2 separate regions of the Homo sapiens genome follow, and region 2 is linked to region 1. The links are chromatin contacts, found by Hi-C in ENCODE. All regions are on one chromosome and are shown on one strand. The core of a region is the stretch at or near the end of the contact, and the rest is flanking DNA. Distances in the headings are between cores, read along the strand shown. Region 1 has its middle 20 kb from the start of GBGT1. Region 2 holds the start of LINC02846 (long intergenic non-protein coding RNA 2846).

Region 1 (6,891 bases), core at 2,608-5,107:
CCAGAAGGACTGGGCAGCTCAATTCAGTTAATTATGTGCCCACCATGCAGTGCAGGGAGGGGAGGCCAACGTGGGGGAGGGGGTGGGGAAGGTCCTTAGTGCAGCACCCACGCAGGGTGGGTGGGGCTGTGTGCCTGAATCTTCCCTCCCACCAACTGGCTTCCTGCAGCCTGTTCCTTGGTGCTGGGCTGGGGGCTCGCCTCATCCGCCCGCCTTCTTGGCGTGGCATCCGGCAAGAACGTGGGCCGGGGCTGCACGCACCTTGGGCTGTGGGCCGGCAGCTCCCCGCCACTGTCTGTGCTGCCCTCTGCCCTGCCCCTCCTCCTGTGGCACTCCAGCTGGGGGTGGCTGGGCAGAGTCCCCATGGGATCACCCTGAGCCCAGCCGACGACCCCCAAGTGAACATACGAGCCCAGTACCCAACTCCGGAGGTGGGCACACCCCTTGCCCATTTGACAGATGGGGCAAGGGAGGCTCAGAGGGGTGAAATCATGACCCAGGGTCACACAGTGAGCAAATGACCAGGGTCAGACTGGCATCCTGGCTCCATGAGAGCACCGGGAGTTCCTGCAGAGTTGTCACCAACAGTCCTACCCTCACTGCCATCCCCAGAGAGAACATCTGAGGCAACCAGGTCTCATAGCCTTCCCATCCCCAAAGTCCAACCCACTGGGCAGTGTGGCCCCACCTGCCTTTTCCCACCATTCTACTGCCCCACCCTCTCCCAGGGTCTGGGGCTCCACCTCGCTCCTTCCAGGCTGGACACCCCTCATCCATGTTCTCACCTCGGCTCCCGCAGTGCCCAAGTCTGGGTGCAGGGTGGGTGCCCACAAACTAAGGCAGCCCCTATGGGAGCCCAAGGGCAGGGCTTTCTTACACCCTCACAGCAACTGCGGGGACCTCAGGGCAGACAGGGAGGCTCAGAGGGGACCTGTGCTGCTTCTAGGATGCCCAGCAATAAGCGCTGAGCTGGAATTTGGACCCAGGTGTCCTGCTCCAAAGCCACCTGCCTCACCTGAGGACCAGGGGCCTGATGGCCGAGGTGGATGCCGACATGTGAGGAGGAAGGGCAGTGGCGGCCTGGTCCTGGTCCCCTCACTCTCCTGCCCCAAGGCCCCAGTAGGTGACATAATTCACAGGGCAATGTTTATGCACTGAACGGTAAACACACAGGCAGAGGGGTAGATGGGCCACCAATGGGGAAACTGAGGCCAGCGAGAAGGGACACACTAAGGTCACATAGTCAGTCGGTATCAAAGTTGGCCCAGAACCACAGTCCCCTGTTCCAAGGGCTGTACCCAGCCCAACCACAACCTGGCATGCCATCCAGCCCCAGGCCAGGGAGCCCACGGCTGCAGGGCGGCAAAGCACACGGTACCACACGTGGTACCCCATGGCCCCACACACTCTGGCTGGCACCGAGCCATCGCTGTGCTTTCTGACCTTGCGTTTTCTGACATTCTGCCACTGTCAACTCTCACTCAGGTATCCAGGAAGCGGCCTCTGTTGCTAGGGGACTGGCTTGATGCCGGGTGGCTGGCAGAGTGGGGAGATGGGGAGGGGGGAGTGGACTGGGGTGTCCCTCAGGAAGGATCCAGGGGCAGAGTCTACTGGGTCCTGTGTCAGGGTGGAGGGCCATGAGAAGTATCTGAGGAAACTCAGCAGGTCAGGCCCCTTCCTCCCCAGGCTCTAATGAAGGTCCTGGACCCTGGTCTCTGCATTTTCTCTTTCAGCCTCAGAGTCTTCTTTTTGGGCCAGGGGTGGGTGTGCGCTGGTGGGGGTTGGAAGTGAGCCATCGGAAAGCCCATCGGAAAGCCCCAGCCCGGAGCCTTCCTGCAGGCAAGTATTTTGGGGGCCAGCAGTTGCCAAGCAACTGCTCTGGGTTGCCACGGGAACACTCCCTTTTTTCTGGGGCTTGTCATTCTTAGGGGGATGCCACAATGCTTCCCGTTCCCTTTCCTCTCCACTTCCTCACCCTGGCTTGGCTGCCCTGGGAGGGGACACTGGGAGTCCATAAGCTCACACCCCACCCCTATGGGGGGGCCCACATACCCCTGGCCCTAAGACTCTTTGAGGCTCCAGAATCAAGAACCCCCAAAATGCAAAGCCCAGAGTCCAAGGCCTTCATTAGAGCAGGGAGACGATGAAAGGGGCTCATTAGCTCTGTTTATGTCTCCTTGCCGCCATTAACCACCACTTGGGGCCTAGGGCCTCCCAGCCCCGCCCTGCCCAGCAGCCGGGCCCAGCCCTGACCGTTGGAAGGCCACTGTAATTGGAAGGAATGTGGTCCTGGTGCCTGGCCCTTCCCAGGCTTGTGTGCACACGGGGAGGCGCCATTGCCAAGCTGCCACTACCTAGCTGTGGGAGTTCCTTCCCCTTCCAGTGCCTCAGTTTCCCCACCTGGAAGTGAGGATGGCAGTGGCACTTATCTTGCAGAGTGCTGAGCAGATACAAGGGACACTTTAGCACAAGGCCTACAGGCTGGCTGTCATCACCAGGCACCTCTGCAGCAGGGGACAGAGGGAAGGACTCTGTGGAGAATAGTCCTGTGGCTAGCGTGCAATGGTGACTGACCACGCCACTGATGGCAGAGTGGCCACTGAATCCAGGTCCCCAGGCTCGCAGCCCATGCCTTCTCCACAAGATCTGTCTGCCCCATACCCCTGAGCCTTCCACAGAAGCCAGGGTGCTTCCCACAGGCCAGGCACCCAGCGCCAGCCAGGTGTACAGAGGCCAGTATCTGCTGTGTGAATCAATCGCTGAACCAACTGTCAAGGACCAGCAGCCTCAGGGGCGGGCCTGGTAGCTCGGTGAGCGAGGAGGTGGTGGGAGGGCCTTGTGCGGGTAGGGAGGTGACAGTAAGAAATGGCCTCTTGCTGGATGCAGTGTCTCAAGCCTTTAATCCTAGCAGTTTGGGAGGCCGAGGCGGGGGGAATCCCTTGAGCCCAGGTGTTTGAGACCAGCCTGGGCAACATGGTGAAACTGTTTCTACAAAAAAAATCCAAAAATTAGCTGGGAGTGTTGGCGTGCACCTGCCGCCCCAGCTACTCTGGAGGTCTGAGCCCAGGAGGTCGAGGACGCAGTGAGCCGTGATCTGGCCCCTGCACTGCAGCCTGGGCCACAGAGCAAGACCCTGTCTCAATAATAATAATAATAATAATAATAATAATAATAACAACAACAACAACAATAATAATAATAATAATAATAATAATAATAATAAAATAAAGGAATGGCTTCCACTCATTCCACTCCTGGGCCAGCGGCCCGCTGTGCACTCCGCTCCCTTTCGCTGATGCCATGTGAGCAGCTCCATGGCGGGGACCTGACCCCTGCTCCTCAGCCCCACACTGCCTCGCCCCTTTGTATATCAAAGGCGCCTCTGAGGGGCTGTGCTGACCCCCACCAGGAGCAGCAGGACCACCTCAGGCATCCCAGCTCCCCTGAGGCAGGGTCTGGGGCTGGGGTTGGGGGGAAGGACCCCTCAAGTCTCTATCTGCACAGACAGCCCACCCGTGCCCAGGGCTGCCTTCCGAGCACCCGCAGACCTGGGCCTGCAGTAACAGGAGAGCTATCTGCAAACCGCAGTGTCATCAGCCGCACGGCCTCTGGAGAGGCCTGAGAAAGGCCGGCTCAGCTTGCAGGCGAGGAACCAAACGAAAGGCAAACTCCTGGCCCCTGCAGCCTCGCAGGTCCCCTATCCCTCCTCCCTGCCTTCCTTTCCGCCCCGCTGACACCACGGTCTGCAAACCATGGTCCTCCTCGCCACCCCTGTCACCTCCTCCTCCGCCCCCCGCCGGCCTCCGACGCAAAGTCGCCACCCAGTCACCCCGCCTCGGCCCCGCCTGGTTTGATTTCCTCCCGTGTGTGTCACCCATGAGGTGGCCGTGCCCCTGGCCTGTTTACAGCTGTGCGCAAGCTCCTCGCGACCCGAAAGCGAGACCTTTGTCTGCGGCAGCTCCGCGCCGGGCTGGGCGGCCGCACGGGAGGGCACAGCGCCACCTGCTGGTGCTGCCGCCAGAGCGCGCCAAGCTGAGGAGCAGGCGGGCTCCGCTCACGCCCCCACACCCCCTGGCTGGGGGCTGGGTTCCTGCGATGTCTTCCGACTCCCCGCTGCTCCCCTAGTCCCCGTAGGCACGCGGGTACCCGGCCTTTGGGAGGGGGATCATTCCCAATACTCCTGTTACGGGTTGAACTGTGTCCCTGAACAAAAAGATCTCTGGTACCCGTGAATGAGATCTTATTTGGAAATAGGGTCTGTGCGGATAGAATCCGGATGAGGTCATACTGGATTAGGGTGGGCCTTAATCCAATGACTGCTATCCTTATGATAACAGGGAAAATTGGACAGACACGCACAGGCGGACAGACACGAACTGATGAAGGCACAGTTTGCAGTCACACGTCTACAAAACCAGGAACGAATGCCAAGGAAACTGGCAGCCACCAGAGGTTGGAAGATGCAAGGAAGTATCCTCTCCTAGAACCTTCAGAGACAGCATGGCCTTGCTGACCCCTGGATTTTGGACTTCTGGCCTTTAGAACTGTGAGAGAATACATTTCTGTTGTGTTGAGCCACCCAGCACTTTGTGACAGCAGCCCAGGAAGCTGACCCGATAGACACTGGTCCCAGTCATCACCCTCTGTGCCATCACCACACCTCCCCTCCACGAATCAACCACGACCACAGGACACCTCCTTCTGGAATCTCTCTGTGCCCACGCACTCCCCAGATGAGCACTTCCCCTTCCCCTGGCAACTCCCCGGATTCTTGTTACCCCCACCCCCCGCCCCGGCATGGCCTGGGCCCAGGAGACAGATACGAAATGAATGAGTGAATATCCACCTTTGCTACTTCGTCATATTCAGATGTTCGTAAAAATCTGTATGTTCGTCATATTCAGATGTTCGTAAAAATCAAGTGGCAGCAGTGCTGGGGGTTAAGGAAATGGGGAGAGTGATGGCAGATGTGTGAGGGGAGACAAGGGGCACTTCCAGGTACTCACAGCCACCCTGGGAGCTGGGACAGCCAACCAGTGTGTTCTCATGCTCCCAGCCCCTGAGGCTCAGAGAGGGGAAGCCATCTGGGTCACCAAGCTCCTGCCTCTTGCCAGTTCTGTGACCCCAAACTAGCCATTGTGCCTTTCAGGGCCTCCCCAGTCTCCTGACCTGCACAATGGGGATGGTTCTAACGTCTACTTCCTGGGGACATCACCACGCTAATGTGAGACAATACTACAAAACCTGTTAGCTGCCTCACAGACTTAGAGATGGAAGGATTAGGAAGGAAAAGGGCCTTCAGAGACTGCAGGGTCCTGCTGACCCCTGGATTTTGGACCTCTGGCCTTTACAACTGTGAGGAAAGAAACTTCTCACAGGGGCGAGACACAGCCCGGAATACAAGTCGGACAGGCTGGGCACTGGTGCTGTGATCTGGGGAAAGTCACTCCCTTCTTGGTCTGGTTTCCTCATTTGCACCATGAACGGGTTGAAAATGAAGCAAAAATCAGATATCGGCCCCCTGTGGCATATGGGAGCATCTTCCAATGGGAACACCTTCCAATGGCTCCCATGATGTTTGTTTGTTTGTTTGTTCGTTTGTTTATTGAGACAGGGTCTGGCTCCGTCGCCCAGGCTGGAGTGCAGTGGCATGATCTTGGCTCACTGCACTCATCACCTCCCAGGTTCAAGTGATTTTCCTGCCTCAGCCTCCGGAGTAGCTGGGATTATAGGCACCTGCCGAGACACCCAGCTAATTTTTGTATTTCTTTTTTGTAGAGACGGGGTTTCACCACGTTGGCCAGGCTGGTGTTGAACTCCTGACCTCAGGTGATCCACCCGCCTCGGCCTCCCAAAATGCTGAGATTACAGGTGTGAGCCACCGCGCCCAGCCTCCGTTATGTTTAGAATCAGGCCTGACTGCCTCCTCTCAGACACTGTCCCAGGCAGCCTCCACACTGGCCCCAGAGATCCCTGCCTCCTGGTACATAAGTTGCTGAGTGATCCCCTTCCTCCGAGGGTGATTGGATTTAGTGACTGGCTTCTCACCAACAGAACACAGCACAGGTGATGTGAGGTCACTTCCAAGATTTACAAAAAACTATGACTTCTGTCTTGCTTGTTTGCTCTTGTTTTCCTCCCCACCTTCACCCCTCACTCTGGGGAAGTGAGTTCTGATGCCGTGAGCTGCCTGCCCTACAGAGAGACCCACATGGCAGTGAACCAAGGGAGGGCCCCCACCAACAGTCACAGAAGAACTGATGCCCTCAGTCAAAACTGAATCCTGCCAATAACATGAGAATGGCCTGGGGGCGGGTCCTGCCCAGTCCAGCCATGGATGAGACCCCAGTCCCAGCCTCCCTTGAGACCTGGGGGCAGAGGCACCCAGCTGAGCTGCCCTGGATCTGGGTCCACAGAAACTGTGTGATGATCAATGTCTGTTGCTGGAAGCTGTACATTAGGGTAGTGTTGTCACATAGCTGTCCACAGGCCCCTGGGCTGCCCCTCCCACCCCCAGCTCACTTGGGCCACACTGGCCTCCTTTCTCACTCCTCTCTGGCCAAACTCATTTCTGCCTCCCAGCCCTGCCTGCTGAGCCTTCTCCATCACACTGTCCAGACTCGTGCAGGGCTGGCCCATGCTTTGTCTTCTGGTCACAGCACAGATGTCCCCTTAGCGAGACCTCTCAGATCCCCACCCAGCAGGCCCCAGCCCTCCATGGCAGCCCCGGCATTATTTTCGCTGCAGCACTGCTTTTTCCTTTCTGTGCCTGTTTGCTTTTGTGCCCTGTCCATCGCCCCCTCCAGACTGCCAGCTCTGGAGGGCAGGCCCCCCTGGGTCACTTTCAGAGCCACACCCAAGCCCAACGCTGCCCCCCCACAACCCAGGGTG
Region 2 (6,891 bases), core at 4,392-6,891, 3.0 Mb after region 1:
GGTGCCAGCAGAGCCCTTTCCTCCAGGTGCCCACAGTCAGGCCACACTCCACCTGTCCACCCTGGCGCACCCCAGTGGGATGAATGCCGCCCCCACACCCCGTGCATAGGGGCCTCCGGGGCGGGGAGGAGTCCCTGAGGTGTCCACGCTGCACCCCTGGCCTCCTGCCAGCCAGCCTCATGGCCGTGTGTCTGCTGGGGTTCAGGGAACTCGGAAGGGCTGGAGGGGAGGCCAAGGTCCCAGGAATGCACCCCAGAGCAATCCGGAGTGCCTCTGTGCAGTGGAGGGATGGGGAAGCGGGGCGTCGCCAGGGACTTGGGCTTCAATTCCCTAGTAACAACGATGGGCCAGGAAGCCACCCTGCTGAGCGCCTGCCCGGACGCTGGGCTCGGCGCACTGCCCTGCTGCTGCTAGAGCAGCCCCTGAGCCCCCAGCAAGTGCAGCCAAACACTGCCCGTTTCTGTGACCTTCATGCCGGATGCCCAGGAATGTGATCTCAGGAGAGAGAGAGCACTGGTGTCCCACCCCACCCTGCAGGTCGCCCCCCCCTCCACCCCTGCAGCCTGCCCATGCAAGCCCAGGGCTTCTCCAGATACAGAGAGCTCACCTGGCTCCGGGCAGGGCGTGCCAGCAGGTGTGCAGGTGCACAGCCATCTGGAGGTGGCTGCTCCGTGACAGAACGGCCCCTGCTTTAGTGTCCATGGGGGAGGGTGTTTCCTGGTGCTTCTTACATACAAGCTGAAGGACGGAACAGGCAGCTGAAGATCACATAAACCACCTCACTTCCAAAAACCCTGGGCAGAGCACATTTGCTTTTATTATGCTAATTCACCTTACCAGGACCAGGGCAGGAATGCCTGTCCATTTCAAGTCCTGCTATGCTCAAGCACTAGTCTGTAACTGAAGCATGCATTTGCTTCAGAGATTCCTAAATCCCCCCAAGAAAGCAGCATCTGGGTGGGCCTGCAGCTCTGCCCCACTGAGAGGGTCTCACTTTCCTCAGTTTCTCCGGCCCTGGCCTATTGTCATTTGGTAGACCCCACTCCACTAGAGGCTAAGCCAGGGCCCAGTACAGTGGATCTGGCCGATGGTGCCAGCACACCTGCACTGCGGGGGTCAAAGGGGACCCTGGCAGCTCAGATGCTGGGTGCATGGTGGGGTGGGTGGGGAGTGCTCACTGGCTTACAGACCAACCCGGCAGGCAGGCCCAGTGTGCTCCTGAGGGCAGAGCCAGGGTTCCCAAACCATTGGCCTCCCTTGTTTTGCTTTTCCCCTCGTCTCTGTGGTCCTGTGGTTAAAGTGAGGACTGGGTGCCCTCATCTCGCAGCTGGAAGTTGCTGAAGGCTGGTCTGGAGATAAGAGACCTGCTCATCTGGCCCCATACCGAAAGCCCCACACGGAAAGCCCCCGTCTCTGGGCAGCCTCTGCTTCCCTGGGACCATCTTCTCCAGTGGACAGCAAGAGCCAAGGGACACAGCAGAGTTGACCAGCCAAGGGGGCCACACCCCTGTCCCCAGGAGGAAGCACCATTGCAGATGCTGACCCGAAAGCAAGAGTGTTGTGCCCCAGGCCCAGGAAGGCTGGGGTCAGACCCTGCTGTCCAGTCCCTGCACAGCCTTAGGCTGGGCCAGTTGGTCCAGGGAGAGCAGAGAGCAGGGAGGGAGCTGGGGGGAGCTGCCTGCACAGTTGGATGTGGCTCCTTCCCGGCCACTTCTCAGCCTTGCTCTGGCCTGCCACAGCGGTGCCCACAGAGTCTTGGCGGAAAGAACAGAACATCCCATGGCTCTGAGCCAGGTCCCTGGAAGGATGGTGACCTGGGGCATCTGCTGTGCCCTTGGCCAGCTGGCATGGGCACGGAGCGGGCTGCATCATCCCCTGGGGAGGAGGTCGGCTCCCGCAGGGCCTGGGACATCTGTGGGCATCTTGTCAGGCAACTTTGGGTCTCTTTTGCAGAAGAAAACTGGGTGAGTATTTTGGTTCTTGTCAGCGGTTGCAGAGCCCGTGCCTCCCTCTGCTCCTGAATTAGGGCAGTGCCGTTTTGGGTTCCGTATGCCCTCCCTCGGTTTAAATTGGATGCTCTAATCGTCTTCCTCTTTTGTCCTAAATTTCCCTCTAATGTTTTATGCAGCTGTAAAGCAGCTGCTGCCTCCTGCTCCAGAGAAGGCTGAGGGTCGGGCGGCTGCAGTGACTCACCTCCTCCCGGGAGGCACGGCAGAGCCCCTTGGCCAAGTCAGGCTCAGGGGACAGCCACTGTCCTTTGCAGGAAACATGTGAGAGCTGGGCTTGGGAAAGCCTTTGGCAGCATCTAGAGGCTCCCAGATAGGACAGACAGAAGGACTTTAAGGGGTCAGATTCCAAACAGCAGGGCTGCTTTTCCGGGGTGTATTGGGGGGGCCGGGGGGTAGTTGGCTTTTTTGTTTGTTTGTTTTTGAGATGGAGTCTTGCTCTGTCCCCCGGGCTGGAATGCAGTGGTGAGATCTCGGCTCACTGCAACCTCCACCTCCCAGATTCAAGCGATTCTCCTGCCTCACCCTCCCGAGTAGCTGGGATTACAGGCGCCTGCCACCACGCCCAGCTAATTTTTGTATTTTTAGTAGATTCGGGGTTTCACCATGTTGGCCAGGCTGGTCTCGAACTCCGGACCTCAAGTGATCCGCCCACCTCGGCCTCCCAAAGTGCTGGGATTACAGGTGTGAGCCACCGTGCCCAGCCTGGGAGTGGGGTTAGTTCTAAGTTGGTGAGAGGCAAGCACAGCTCTCGAGGGACATCCTGCCCGGAAGACGTACTCGTGGGGGCCTCAGCTGGCCCTTGGCACAGTCATTCAGAAAGTGAATGTGAAGGCTTGCTCTGCACCCAGCCCCAGGAACCCGTGGGGCAGCAACCTGTTCTTTTGTTTGTTCGTGTTAGGCTCGGAGCTCCCAGAGAGGGTCTAGCATCCTTCTACAGACCGACCCCTGGAGACAGCCCCCACCAGGATACATCCTTGAGAATAAGCCCCAGGAAAGGGTTTGGGCCACAAATGGCCTTGTCTTCCTGGCCCAAGGTCATCAGATCTGCCTCAGGCAGGGCCTGCAGCCAGCCCCCGGCACCTTCCCTTGAGGAGAGGGTCTGCCCAGTTTTGGTGGAAGGAACAGGGCACCAGCCTCCAGTGCTGCTTCTGCAATCCCATGGCCCCGACCCAGGCCCCAACCCAGGCCCTGGTAAGACGGTGACCCAGGGAATCTGGAGCTCCCTGGCCCACTGCGGCAGCCGTGCCACAGGTGACATCGTGAGCCCCGCCCCCCCGCCCCCCGCCCTGAGTCCAACCCCAGCCCTGGTTCCTTCTCCCTGAACTTCCCACCTGGGGACAGAATGCGGGCCTAGGGCTTTCCCTGGGGGTGACCTGAGAACAGCTAGTCCAGCACCTCACCTCACTGCACGCTGTAGGCCCAGCCTCCCTGGGTTCCCGCCCCCTTATCTCACAGGAAGAGCTGGGCCTGGAGAGGGGCAGATGGCTGCACAGCCTCACGAGGGGCCGGGGAGCCGCACCTCTTCCTGCCAATCAGCCCAGCAACCGGCGACCCCAAGCGCGGCGACCGCAAAGGGAGTGCTTGCCCATCCGCGTTTGAAAGCAGACTTTTTCTCGGCAGGAACACAGGACTCACCTGCCAGTGGCTACCCAGGCAGGGGCTTCCCTGTTCCTCAAGGGGCCGGAGTCCCTCCGTTCTTTGGGGGACCATCTGAGGGAGCACGGGAAGGAGCCATGGATGTGGAGGGCGGCAGAGCCAGGACGTGAGACACGACAGCAGAAAACACTTGGGCACACAAATGCCACACCCCCACACGCACATACGTGCACACATACATGTGCCAGGCACGCACCCCAGCCAGGTGGAGGAGGGTGGGGGTCAAACCAGGCTGCACCGAGCACAGGTGGTGGCTGAGTTCCGGTTGGCCCAGCTCCAGGCTGTGGGGAGAAGAGAGATGGCGGCATTCTTTCGGACGCTTTTATCCACTATGGGAGCAGGAAGACAGCCAGGGTTATCACAGCACAATTTGAAAAACATACAAATAATTCATGTCAGCATAACGTCATGGTGTTGTCAATAATGAATCCACACTTAAAACCCAGATTGATAGCTTCAAAGGGCAGCCCCCACCCCTGGACAGGTAGGCAGGGCGCAGAGCCAGCCCCTCTTGGTTCTGAGAAGCAAACTCGGAAGCAGTTCAGGTCAGAGGAGTCCAGGGACCGCCCTTGCTGGGAGGAAATGGGTGCAGTGCGGCCCAGCGCAGTGAGCGGGGCCAAGGGTCTAGCAGCACTCGAGTTCTGCCCAAAGACGAGAGAGAGGGTGCCGGCCTACGTGCGCCCGCTGGGAAGAACTGGAAATCCATGTGCTCCCGTTCTGCGAATCCCTTCACCAGGGCGTCGGCCACCGGAGTGGGAAAAAACCTCTCCCGGCGTGAGAGCTGGGGGCAGGCCCAAGGTGCTAGGGGCTCCCGGGAGGACTGGCCATGGCCACCCAGCATCCCTGTGCCTGGCCTGGGCCTCGGTGGCCAGTCCTCCTCGGCTGCAGACCCCAGTGAGGACAGGGACCTCACCACCCACTGCCTGGCTTCTGAGGCAGCAGTGCCCCCATTAAACCTGAGATGAACTTCTCTGGGTCTTTCAGGAAGGAGCCCCGCCCCAGCATCTGGGCTCCCAGGACGAGGGCAGTCACTAAGTGGTGATGTCATGTCACTCATCGGCCTCTTCTGCCTGTGGCCATACAACAGGCCCAGGCCTGTCCCATCCCGAGGGAGGCAGATCCTGGCTGGAGCTGGCGGAGACTTACGGCCACACCCTGCCAAGGTGTGCCCACTGGGACCCGGGCCCAGCCTGTCACGGCGCCTCTCCCTGTGCCATCCGCCAGCCCAGGCTTGATTGAGCTCCATATGAATATTCATACAGCATTCTGCTGGGACCGTCGTTAATATTCTGAGGAAGCGGCAAGAATGCCCGTCCCCATGTCGTGAGCCATGGTCAACGTGCTGCTGACACGATGGTGGCTGTGGATTTTTCGGATGCAATTGTCAGGCCTCCAGGCTCAGGAGGGTGGAGGCAGCACCGCCATCTCCAGGCCCCACCAGCACCCATCCTCTGACCACGGACCTCCCAGGCACCCCACCTGCCCCCTGGCCTTTGCCTACCACCGTGTCCTTACCTGACCCAACCTCGACCAAATGCCCCTCTTCCTCACCGCTCCTGCCCCTGCTTCTCCTCCTCAGCCCTGACCCCTCTGCCCTCCCCGCCCTGCCTCCTGCCCCTGCTTCTCCTCCTCAGCCCTGACCCCTCTCCCCTCCCCGCCCTGCATTTACCCCACGCCCACAGCCCTCACAGGGCGGGGACACCGAGGTTCTCCCATAAATTAACCAAGCCCCTTTACGAAGCCCCTTCCCAAATAGAGCCGGCGCCCTCCTCCCCTGGGCCCGGGTCACCGCTGGGTCAGCGCCTACCGGCTCCCCAGGCCTGCCCCATGCCCTCAGCTAGAGGCAAACCCAAGCTCATGGGCGCAGCGAAGCTGGCAGGAGGGGCCCTGGGGGCTGTGGCTCACCCCTGCATGGCCCTCCTGCTGCCCTGAGAGCCCCTTGGCTCCGGCTGTCCCCATTAGTCGGGTAGGACTCTTGGGCCCCGCCCCACCTGCCCCTTCCAGTCTCCGCCCAGGTCAGGACGGCAGGTGGCCCCAGCAGGGCTGGCCTGAGATGGAGGAACGCGGCCCCGACCCGGGCTATGGGGAGACTCTGGATGTGGCGGTGGATCCGCTGACGGGGCTTTGGGATGTGATTATTTCCTGGGGGCTGACGGTAGCCCAGGAGCACCAAGACCCAGCTCTGCCTTCCGCCTCCCACGGGGCCTCTCCTCTGCAGGAGGCCATACAAGGACTGCACGGAAGGGGAGCGGCCCCGCAGGGAGGGGGCGCCTGGCAGCCCGCCCGCCGCAGCAGCCTGCAACCCCGCCCCCAGGCGCAGTGCGCGCCACAGCAGCCCTGCCAGAGCCCGTGTGACACAGCTGCCGGCATGCCCGGGCACGCTGCCCAGCTGGGCTGGGGGAGGGGCGCCGGGCCAGGAGCCGCTGAATCAGCTGCACCCGGACGGCCCCGCCTGGGCAAGGATGCTGGTGCGGCGGGGCGCTCTCTCTTTTGGGAACCGTCAGGAGGCGCGCCAGGCGGTGGGGTGGGGGGTGTTTCTGGACTGCGGCCTCTGCAGCCTGCTGCATGGGAAGTGCGGCTCACCGGGGCTGGGTGCAGGGCAGCCCCCGCCTCCGAGGGCATGAGCGGAGGCCTGCAGGGAGGGCCTGGGCAGAGAGGGGCCCTTTCCAAAGGAGACCCATAAGGAAGAAGAGAAACGCACTGGCCTCTGCAGATCGAAGCACGTTTGTCTCCCCCAGAAAACGCTGAATCAGCACTCACAGCACTGCCAGGGCCCGCGCCCTCCTCCGATCGCACGCTGGAGGGGACAGGCCCTTCCAAGATCACGGAGCATCAATATCACCATCGACGCAGCGGCACCGGGGGAGTCATGCTCTGGTCTGGAGTGGGGGCCGCGCCTGGCCCTGCCGTCCTTCCTGCTGGGGGCTGTGTTTGGAGCCGGGCACCTTCCCCCTCAGCCCCTGCTGTCCTGTCCTGCCCCCTGCGGAGGGGCGGGAGGTGGAGGACATTCCTGTGTGTGTGCGTTTGGGGTGGTTTTGCCTGTGGAGGCTGCACATGGGGGCTCTGACGGGGCAGCCTTCCGAGGCCACCCTGTGCTGGGGATGGGACAGCACGTGGCCCATCTTGACCGAGCATCTTAGATCTTGAAATCCCCAGCACCACCCCCTTCCAGCCACTGCCTGCCCTCTGCTGGCTCCTCAGCTTGGATTCCACTTTTCAGCAACAG

The links. A loop is a pair of places that touch in the nucleus more often than their neighbours do. Pooled maps may share reads with other maps.
Region 2: a map of CD4-positive, alpha-beta T cell shows a loop between it and region 1 (6-fold over the local background). The contact joins the promoter of LINC02846 here to the enhancer-like site in region 1. A Hi-C loop is called at or near these places in 1 of 168 maps with a recorded cell type or tissue (CD4-positive, alpha-beta T cell), 2 of 37 single-sample maps with no recorded cell type and 6 of 50 pooled maps.

What each region holds. Positions count from the first base shown.
Region 1 is chr9:133,140,599-133,147,489 of GRCh38, forward strand. It overlaps a transcript of RALGDS not described here. Among named protein-coding and RNA genes, the nearest start is that of GBGT1, 20 kb to the right of the region's middle. RefSeq lists enhancers at 1,711-1,990, 2,041-2,090, 2,490-2,619, 2,670-2,759, 3,212-3,771 and silencers at 3,918-4,017, 4,048-4,167. Within about 2 kb of position 3,858, at least 27 of the 41 ENCODE cell types and tissues checked have a DNase peak (open chromatin) inside an H3K27ac peak, as active enhancers do; they include CD4-positive, alpha-beta T cell, where a contact is called at or near this core.
Region 2 is chr9:136,103,795-136,110,685 of GRCh38, forward strand. It overlaps LINC02846 (long intergenic non-protein coding RNA 2846), which reads right to left and starts at 5,642. Exons shown (of 2, transcript NR_189286.1): 1 at 5,571-5,642; 2 at 4,055-5,025. RefSeq lists enhancers at 4,292-4,904, 5,516-6,128, 5,757-5,806, 6,129-6,740, 6,317-6,426 and 4 more and silencers at 3,329-3,428, 5,837-6,026.